Regions from separate parts of the Homo sapiens genome. Here region 2 is linked to region 1. A link is an interaction called in ENCODE POLR2A ChIA-PET data of the cell type or tissue named here. Cell type or tissue: CD4-positive, alpha-beta T cell. All regions are shown on one strand. Region 1 has its middle 43 kb from the start of LINC00392. Region 2 overlaps LINC00393 (long intergenic non-protein coding RNA 393).

The links. ChIA-PET counts read pairs that join two places held together with the same protein. Peaks named below come from ENCODE experiments on the same cell type or tissue, not always from the same donor. Only the 100,000 strongest peaks of a DNase experiment are listed, where the experiment ranks them.
Region 2: POLR2A ChIA-PET joins it to region 1 with 8 read pairs; 2 of 35 experiments call an interaction of 5 or more read pairs at or near these places.

The regions. Positions count from the first base shown.
Region 1 is chr13:73,518,777-73,522,776 of GRCh38, reverse strand. No RefSeq gene overlaps it. Among named protein-coding and RNA genes, the nearest start is that of LINC00392, 43 kb to the left of the region's middle. RefSeq lists an enhancer at 1-299. In CD4-positive, alpha-beta T cell, no CTCF peak of the experiment used is centred here; DNase peaks (open chromatin) are centred at 1,356 and 2,006; H3K4me3 peaks cover 1,020 bases; H3K27ac peaks cover 1,455 bases.
Region 2 is chr13:73,624,620-73,628,619 of GRCh38, reverse strand. All of the region lies in intron 2 of LINC00393 (long intergenic non-protein coding RNA 393), which reads left to right. The region is part of intron 6 of LOC105370256 (a long non-coding RNA gene); the gene reads right to left. Among named protein-coding and RNA genes, the nearest start is that of LINC00393, 35 kb to the left of the region's middle. In CD4-positive, alpha-beta T cell, no CTCF peak of the experiment used is centred here; a DNase peak (open chromatin) is centred at 2,479; H3K27ac peaks cover 616 bases.

The DNA.
Region 1 (4,000 bases):
GCAAACAAAAAAGCATTCTTTATGGGAGGGCCCGGGCACGGTGGCTCACACCTGTAATCCCAGCACTTTGGGAGGCTAAGGCGGGTGGATCACCTGAGGTCAGGAGTTCGAGACCAGCCTGACCAACATGGTGAAACTACATCTCTACTAAAAATATAAAATTAGGCAGGGGTGGTGGCGCATGCCTGTAATCTCAGCTACTTGGGAGGCTGAGGCAAGAGAATCATTTGAACCCGGGAGGCGGAGGTTGCAGTGAGCTGAGATCGCACCATTGCACTCCAGCCTGGGCAACAATTGTGAAACTCTGCCTCAAATAAATAAATAAAGTGAGAGGTACTGCAGGAGATGGTGTTTCTAAGAGCATGGAGAGATGGTAAAGAAAGACAAGTTGGGAATTGACAGAGAGGCTGTACTAGAACAATGTTTTCAAGTTCAACCTCAGGTCAATAGAGTTTGCTAGATACGAGAAACATGGAAATAAATGTTCTTTCTCTTTTCCAAGTGATTTGAGGAAAATATTCACTCTGAGAAAGCACTTCCTTATGCTTCTCAAGATGAAAAGAAGGTTTCTATTTATGTATCATCCAAATGTCCTGGTGAGGAGCAAAACTTATTTGTCAAACACGCTGAACCTACCCACCCATATTGACTCATCCACTATCTCAGATGCTCTCTGAAATCCAGAATCTTTAAAAAGGAAAATAAGATACTTCATTGGCGTTTTTTTTTTCCCAGAAAGTTACTTATTATGACTTTTGTAGCTTTGCATTTTTTCTTTACTTCAACATGTTATTTTAAAAAACTTTTTGGTTTATTGTTAATTTCCCCTTTTGCGGGCTCAGTTGTACAATATGGTATGTGTGTTGGCTGTAATTTTGGAGCTGAATTTATGGGCCTGCTATAGTTCAAATGATAGTCTATTTTTGCTTGTTTTATTTTTTCCTGGGCTTGATATGTTTTATGAGGTTCTTTCCTATAGTGCTGGCATTCATATCTGGCATAACCAAAATTCTGTCTCTTATTTAATATTCCTTCAAAGCTTTAAACCTAAGTATTTTCTTTTCCTTTGTATGATGCTGGAGCTTGTTGTGATTTTTAAAAAATATCTGGAAACATTTCCTTCCACATCAGAAACTCAAGTTTGCAAGAAATCCCTTTGGGAGCCTTGAAATGTTTATTTGAAGGGCAGACAGGAGGGACTGACAACACTGGACCTCCTGTCCACCCAGTCCCTGTGTGCATCTGCGGGAGAAGGGATGAGGTTGGAGTGAGGAGACTGGCACTGATTCTTCACCCAGACCCTCTGAAGCCCTTACCTGCCTGACATCCTCTTTCCTCTCTAGTGAGGTACGACCTCACTGCTCTCATTAGTAAACAGGCTGCTCTTCTCCAAGCTTTCACTTTCACAGTGAACAGGAGACAGCCTCTACTGCTGGGTTTCTTGTACAGGCTGACTTGACCTTCCAGGAAAAATGTAAAAACAAAAACCAAAATTGTAAAGAGGTTTGGGGGAACACAGGGTGGTTCAATAAGACGGGTGCCTGTATTAGTCCACGGAATAAATTTCTGCACAATCCACTCCACCTAAAGGAAGCTATAAAAACCTTATGATTCCCCAGGAGACCCTAGATCCAGCCTAGCCCTGCCCCTAACTAGCTATGTGGCTTTGCACAAGTAACTTCTCCAGGTCTGAGTTTTCAGGTAAGTCAGAGATGAAAGGGACTATGGGATCTTCAGGCCCAACTCCCTGCTATTTCTAGTGTGGAAATAGAAGATTGGAGGAGCCGAATGACCTGGCAAGGTCACGGTTAGTTAGAGGCGGGTCATCTGACTCTCCATAAAACTTTTTTTTCCACCACATCATACAGTTTCTCTCACGTGTAAAACTTGACTGGGGAGTGGGGAGAAGATGGCAGTTAGGAGGAGAGGAGGGGAACAGTTGTGAAAGTTTCTTGAAGTTTTCATGCTGTGCAGCATCCACGGCTGTGGGAAGCTAGGTTGATGCATGTTCAGAGCAGCCACTTCTAATGCCTCCATTTCCTCCTCACTTGTCTCCTCCCCGTCTCTTTCCCCCTCCCTTCCACTTTTTCTCCACACCTCATCACTGTTTTCTTCTTTATCATCTCCCTGTTTCTTTTCTATTCTTCATGATTCTGAGTTAGGAAATACCTTACCAGCAGGTATAGTTTATTGTGCTTTTTGCTTTTTTTTCTTTTCTTTTCTTTTCTTTTTAAGAAAAGGTCTCACTCTATTGCCCAGGCTGGAATGTGGTGGAATGTGTGGCTGCAATCACGGATCTCTGCAGCCTTGAGCTCCTGGACTCAAATGATCTTCCCATCTTAGCCTTCCAAGTAGCTGGGACTACAGGCACATGCCATCACACATCACACATCTCCCAACTTTTTTGTAGAGATGGGGTCTCACTATGTTGCCCAGGCTGGTCTCAAACTCCTGGGCTTAAGCGATCCTCCCACCTCAGCCTCCCAAAGTGCTGGGATTACAAGTGTAAGTCACCATGCCTGGTCTTTTGCATACTTTATTTTCTTTAGGAGAAAAATATGAGAGCTAGCCAATCAGTAAATAGAAATTATGTCCCTTCAAAGACAAAGTGTTTCCAAAAAAAAATTTTAGGAAGATGGAATTAGATGAAAAAAAAAAAGATCTTGTTTTATATTTTTGGGCTTTAGAGGTTAAATCATTTCTATAGAAGGGTGTGCTAGAAAGAAAAGTTAGAAGGCTTGCTTCTGGAAAATGCAGCATTCTAATTCAAGTGTTGTCTGAGAAGAGAAAGCAGAGAGTACTCATTGTACTAATGTGAAAAAGATGAATGACACCTAAATGGGTTTTCTTTGCATCACAGACCACAGTTAAGTGTTTTACATGCATTTGTCACTGCTATTAATGTAATCACATAAAACTTTCTCTTGTTCTCAAGTGCTTTTAAAGTGAGCTATTTGAGCTTTTGATTCTGCAGGTTTTCCTTCTCTTTCAAAATTAGCAAAGGTAATATGTAAGCCCTGAAACTTTTTTTTTTAAATGTAAGAGCAGAAGTAAAGAAAAGAGTATGGTAGTTGCTTGGGTAAATTGAGAACCGTGGCGTATCTTTCATGGGCTGTTGCCCGTAATTGTAATAAAAATATCCTGAGAGGATCATAAAGGACATTGCAAGTGTTTTCTGAATGATATATTAGTACCAGATCATCTATGCAGGCCGTCTGCACAGCCATTCTTCTCCTGTTGTATTTTCCCTCTGACTGAGGAACTCCTGGCCGCCTCAGGGAGAGACTCCCTGCTGTGCCCCCGACAGCAGGAAAATCTTGGGATGGACACAGGGTAGTCATGGGCTTTGCTTTGGCATGGTTTCTGGAGCTCACAGAGTTCTAACTATGTCAGAGGCATGGGAACCAGAGCAACTCCATCTTGAATGGGGCTGGGTAAAATGAGGCTGAAACCTACTGGGCTGTATTCCCAGACGGTTAAGGCATTCTAAGTCACAGGATGTCATAGGAGGTCGGCACAGGATACAGGTCATAAAGACCTTCCTGATAAAACAGGTTGCAATAAAGAAGCCAGCCAAAACCCACCAAAACCAAGATGGCCACGGGAGTGACCTCTGGTCGTCCTCACTGCTACGCTCGCACCAGTGCCATGACAGTTTACAAATGCTATGGCAACGTCAGGAAGTTACCCTACATAGTCTAAAAAGGGGAGGCATGAATAATCCACCCCTTGTTTAGCATGTCATCGAGAAATAACCATAAAGATGGGCAACCAGCAGCCCTCAAGGCTGCTCTGTCTATGGAGTAGGCATTCTTGTATTCTTTTACTCTCCTAATAAACTTGCTTTCAATTATGGACTCACCCTGAATTCTTTTTTGCATGGTATCCAAGAACCCTCTCTTAGGGTCTGGATTAGGACCCCTTTCCTGTAACAACTAGAGTGGGCTCCTTGAAGGGTAGTGAAAAGCCTCTCTTTACCACTTCATTGTACCCTGCCCCA
Region 2 (4,000 bases), 110 kb before region 1:
CCATTACTGGGTATATACCCAAAGGATTATAAATCATGCTGCTATAAAGACACATGCACACGTATGTTTATTGCGGCACTATTCACAATAGCAAAGACTTGGAACCAACCCAAATGTCCATCAATGATAGACTGGATTAAGAAAACGTGTCACATATACACCATGGAATACTATGCAGCCATAAAAAATGATGAGTTCATGTCCTTTGTAGGGACATGGATGAAGCTGGAAACCATCATTCTCAGCAAACAATCGCAAGGACAGAAAACCAAACACTGCATGTTCTCACTCATAGGTGGGAATTGAACAATGAAAACACTTGGACACAGGAAGGAGAACATCACACACTGGGGCCTGTTTTGGGGTGGGGGGAGGTGGGAGGGATAGCATTAAGAGATATATCTAATGTAAATGATGAGTTAATGGGTGCAGCACACCAACATGGCACACGTATACATATGTAACGAACTTGCATGTTGTGCATATATACCCTAGAACTTATAGTATAATAAAGAAAATAGAAAGAAAAGAAAATAAGCTCAGGGCTACTACTGATTCTATGTTGTGACAAGTTGTATAATTATTTCATTATGTGTTACAGTGTAATAATAATAGAAATAAAGTGCACAATAAATGGGATGTGCTTGAATCATCTTGAAACCATCCTGCTCTCCTGGTCTGTGGAAAAACTGTCTTCCATGAAACCAGTGCTTGGTGCCAAAAAGGTTGGGGACTGCTGCTTTAGAGGGTCCATTCTGCCTACCATGGGCTGTAAAAAGCTCCTGGAATTATGTAGTCTAAATGACCAGCTCGGTCTACAGATGTCCCTTTTCGAAGGCCAGTCAGCTGGATTGGTGGCAGAAGTTGGGTGAATATCTAGCCCTTCTGATTTCTGGTCTAGGACAGACATAACCATAGTATCTGGTAACCTCTGACTCCACCTACCTCAATCCCACCCAACTGCTCTCTATCAAATCTCCTTGTTCATTTCCTTCATTCTAAAATGTTATTAAATGTTATTAGTTTACTTATTTATTGGATGTATTTTCTCACACAGTTATTCAAGTTCCCAATTAAACTGTAAGTCTAAAATAAGGATTTTTTTTTTCCTGGTTTGTTCACCATTGAATCTCCAGCACTACAAATGTGTTTGCTACACAGTATATATCAATAAATACTTGTTGAATGAATAATGATGTTAACATTTGGCTTGAATATGTGAGTCTTCAAAAAAAGAAGCAACACTACAATTCAAAACTTTTTCAATCTCAAAGTTCAAAGCATGTTCAGTTATCCACTGATTCTTTTGGCAAACCCTCTTCATTTCAAATATGCAGGTGCAGTGTACCCACTCACATGATAATGTCAACATCAAAATCAGTTGGGATTGACTGTGGTTGGATTTTCCCTAGGCAATGTACAGTGTATTAAATTTTGCATGCAAAGCAAGCCATTGTAACCTTCTACGGTAATGTATCATCCATGAGTGGTCCCATTAAAATAAATCAGCAATAGTAAGGCATGATTTTGTTTTATATTTAACATACTAATGAGTGTTACCAGGGCCAGCTGGACATTTGCATATGTTTATATTTTCCACAATGTTTTCTTATAAATTTTACCTCTACCTAAACCTTACTTGTCATACAGGGTTGGAAATAACTTCCGGTCATCTCGTCCATCCTCTTCCTTAGATCATAAGTGTATGAAAAACATCCATAAAGTCAGCTGAGCCGCTATTTCTTTTTTATTTTAATTTTTTGAGATGGAGTCTCGCTCTGTCACCCAGGCTGGAGTGCAGCGGCGCGATCTCGGCTCACTGCAAGCTCCGCCTCCCGGCTTCACGCCATTCTCCTGCCTCAGCCTCTCGAGTAGCTGGGACTACAAGTGCCCGCCACCACGCCCGGCTAATTTTTTTTTTTTTTTGTATTTTTAGTAAAGACGGGTTTCACTGTGTTAGCCAGGATGGTCTCGATCTCCTGACCTTGTGATCCGCCCGTCTCAGCCCCCCAAAGTGCTGGGATTACAGGCGTGAGCCACCGCGCCTGGCGCAGCTATTTCTTAAATAGTCTCCAAAAATATGGCTTTTTGACTGAAAGCCCTGAGTTTCATGACTATTAAGCCAAATATATTCTTTCCAAGTCTTACTTGTTCTTCCTCCCGTTACTATTTAAATTTCACTGACTTAATTATCCTCTCATATTTATCTCAGTGAACAGAGAATAACATAAAAAATAATTTATATCCTTAATTTTTCTTCAGGCTTCCACAGTAGATAATAGCTACAAAGTTAGGTTTTATTCGCTGGGATTCTTTTTCTTAAATGGCTGACTATACATTCTTTGAAGCTACATCTTATTTAGGACCTCAAGGTGAACACAGTATTTTATTGAAGTCCTAATTAGCGATGTATGTAGCGAGTGGGTGACTTCTTCCTGTGTGCTGCATCCGCAGAGAGACACAGCATTTCTGTGAAGGAGATCCCAATCTACAGGAAGCTCTGCACATAGAGTGAGTTTTGAGGTCTAAGCACATGCCCACTAAAAGGCAATCAGAAACACGCTGCATGCCAAAGGTAGGAAACCTGCTTTTCAAAAAAAAAAAAAAAAAAAAAAAAAGAGATTTAAAAATTGGCCTGTAAACATAGAAAAGAAATTGAATCTTTAAAATCAGATATTAACGGGGATATTGACAAACTTTCTGTGCTGGTTGTTTTAATGCTTCTGGAGTTTATTTTAAATTAATCCCTATCAAAATACACATAGAACTTACTTCAGGTGCACCTTTAGTTTAGAAGCCACAGTGGACCCCAAGAAGAGTAAGAGATGCAGTGAAGCCCGTCTCATTCTATGTGCAGAGCTTCCTGTAGACTGGGATCTCCTTCACAGGAGCTGCCAAGGTTCAACAAGCTTGGGGTTATCACTGGAGTTTCCTGGTGGTGTTCGCTGGAACCTTTGTGGTCTTACTGGACTTTTACTTGTTATACTGCTCCAAGGAGCATTTCACAAGCAGAGTTTAGATTCAGTTTTTAAGAATTAGCTATTTTTAAAACAATTTCAGTCTTGTCCGTGCTATAGTTTCTGGAGACCTTTCTTTTCTTCAAGCTCCAAATTTCCTTCTTGTAGCACCTCATTTCATAGAGGTGTCTTGCTCCTATGTATCTTTAAAGACAGCACTAAAAAGCAAACGATGCCAGATTTGCCATTAGTGGACTATGGAAATAGTTTACAAATCAATTTTATTGTAACCTGATTTAGGAATCATGTGCAGGGGTCAGGGGAGACTGGCTTCACAGTATGCATCTACAACCTTAAGATCCTATCACTGTATTGGTTGTGAATATATAAGTGTGAATTACATCCAGAATATAAACAAACATAAATTGTTTTATAAATTTGTTCTCACTTTTATTATGTAACTAATTCAGGCTGTTATGTAATGAATTCAGGCTTTATTAGATTTCACAATTTCTAAAAACATACACTTGATATGACTTCTTTGAACCTTGTGTTGATCCTTTGAGCAACGAGATGCACTGGGTATCATTGTATAATCAGTAGGGCATTATTTGATCCCAAATACAAGGAAATCTGTGGGTCTAAAACTTTTTTTTGCCTTTACTAGGTAAATATTCTGGATTATTCATAATCCACTTCAATCCCTGATTCAAAGACATTCAAAAGAGCATATTAATTCTTTTCCTAACTCCTTACATATTTTCCTTCTGTGAATTTAGTGATGCTTTTCCTACATTTGGTATATTTGGAAATTTTACTTTTGTTCAATATTTACAGCTCATCACAACTTATGCTAAGACTGAATTTTTTTTAATACCTCTTCAGGGCTATGTGTCTGGATCTGTAGTGGAGCAGAGTTTGTTTTCAAAAGTACCCCTTAGGGAAATCTAATATACAGTTTATTTGTAAATTATATAATCCGCTTCAAAATTAGGTTCTTTTCTATTGGTTAGATAAAAACGTACACAAGAAAATGCATGTAC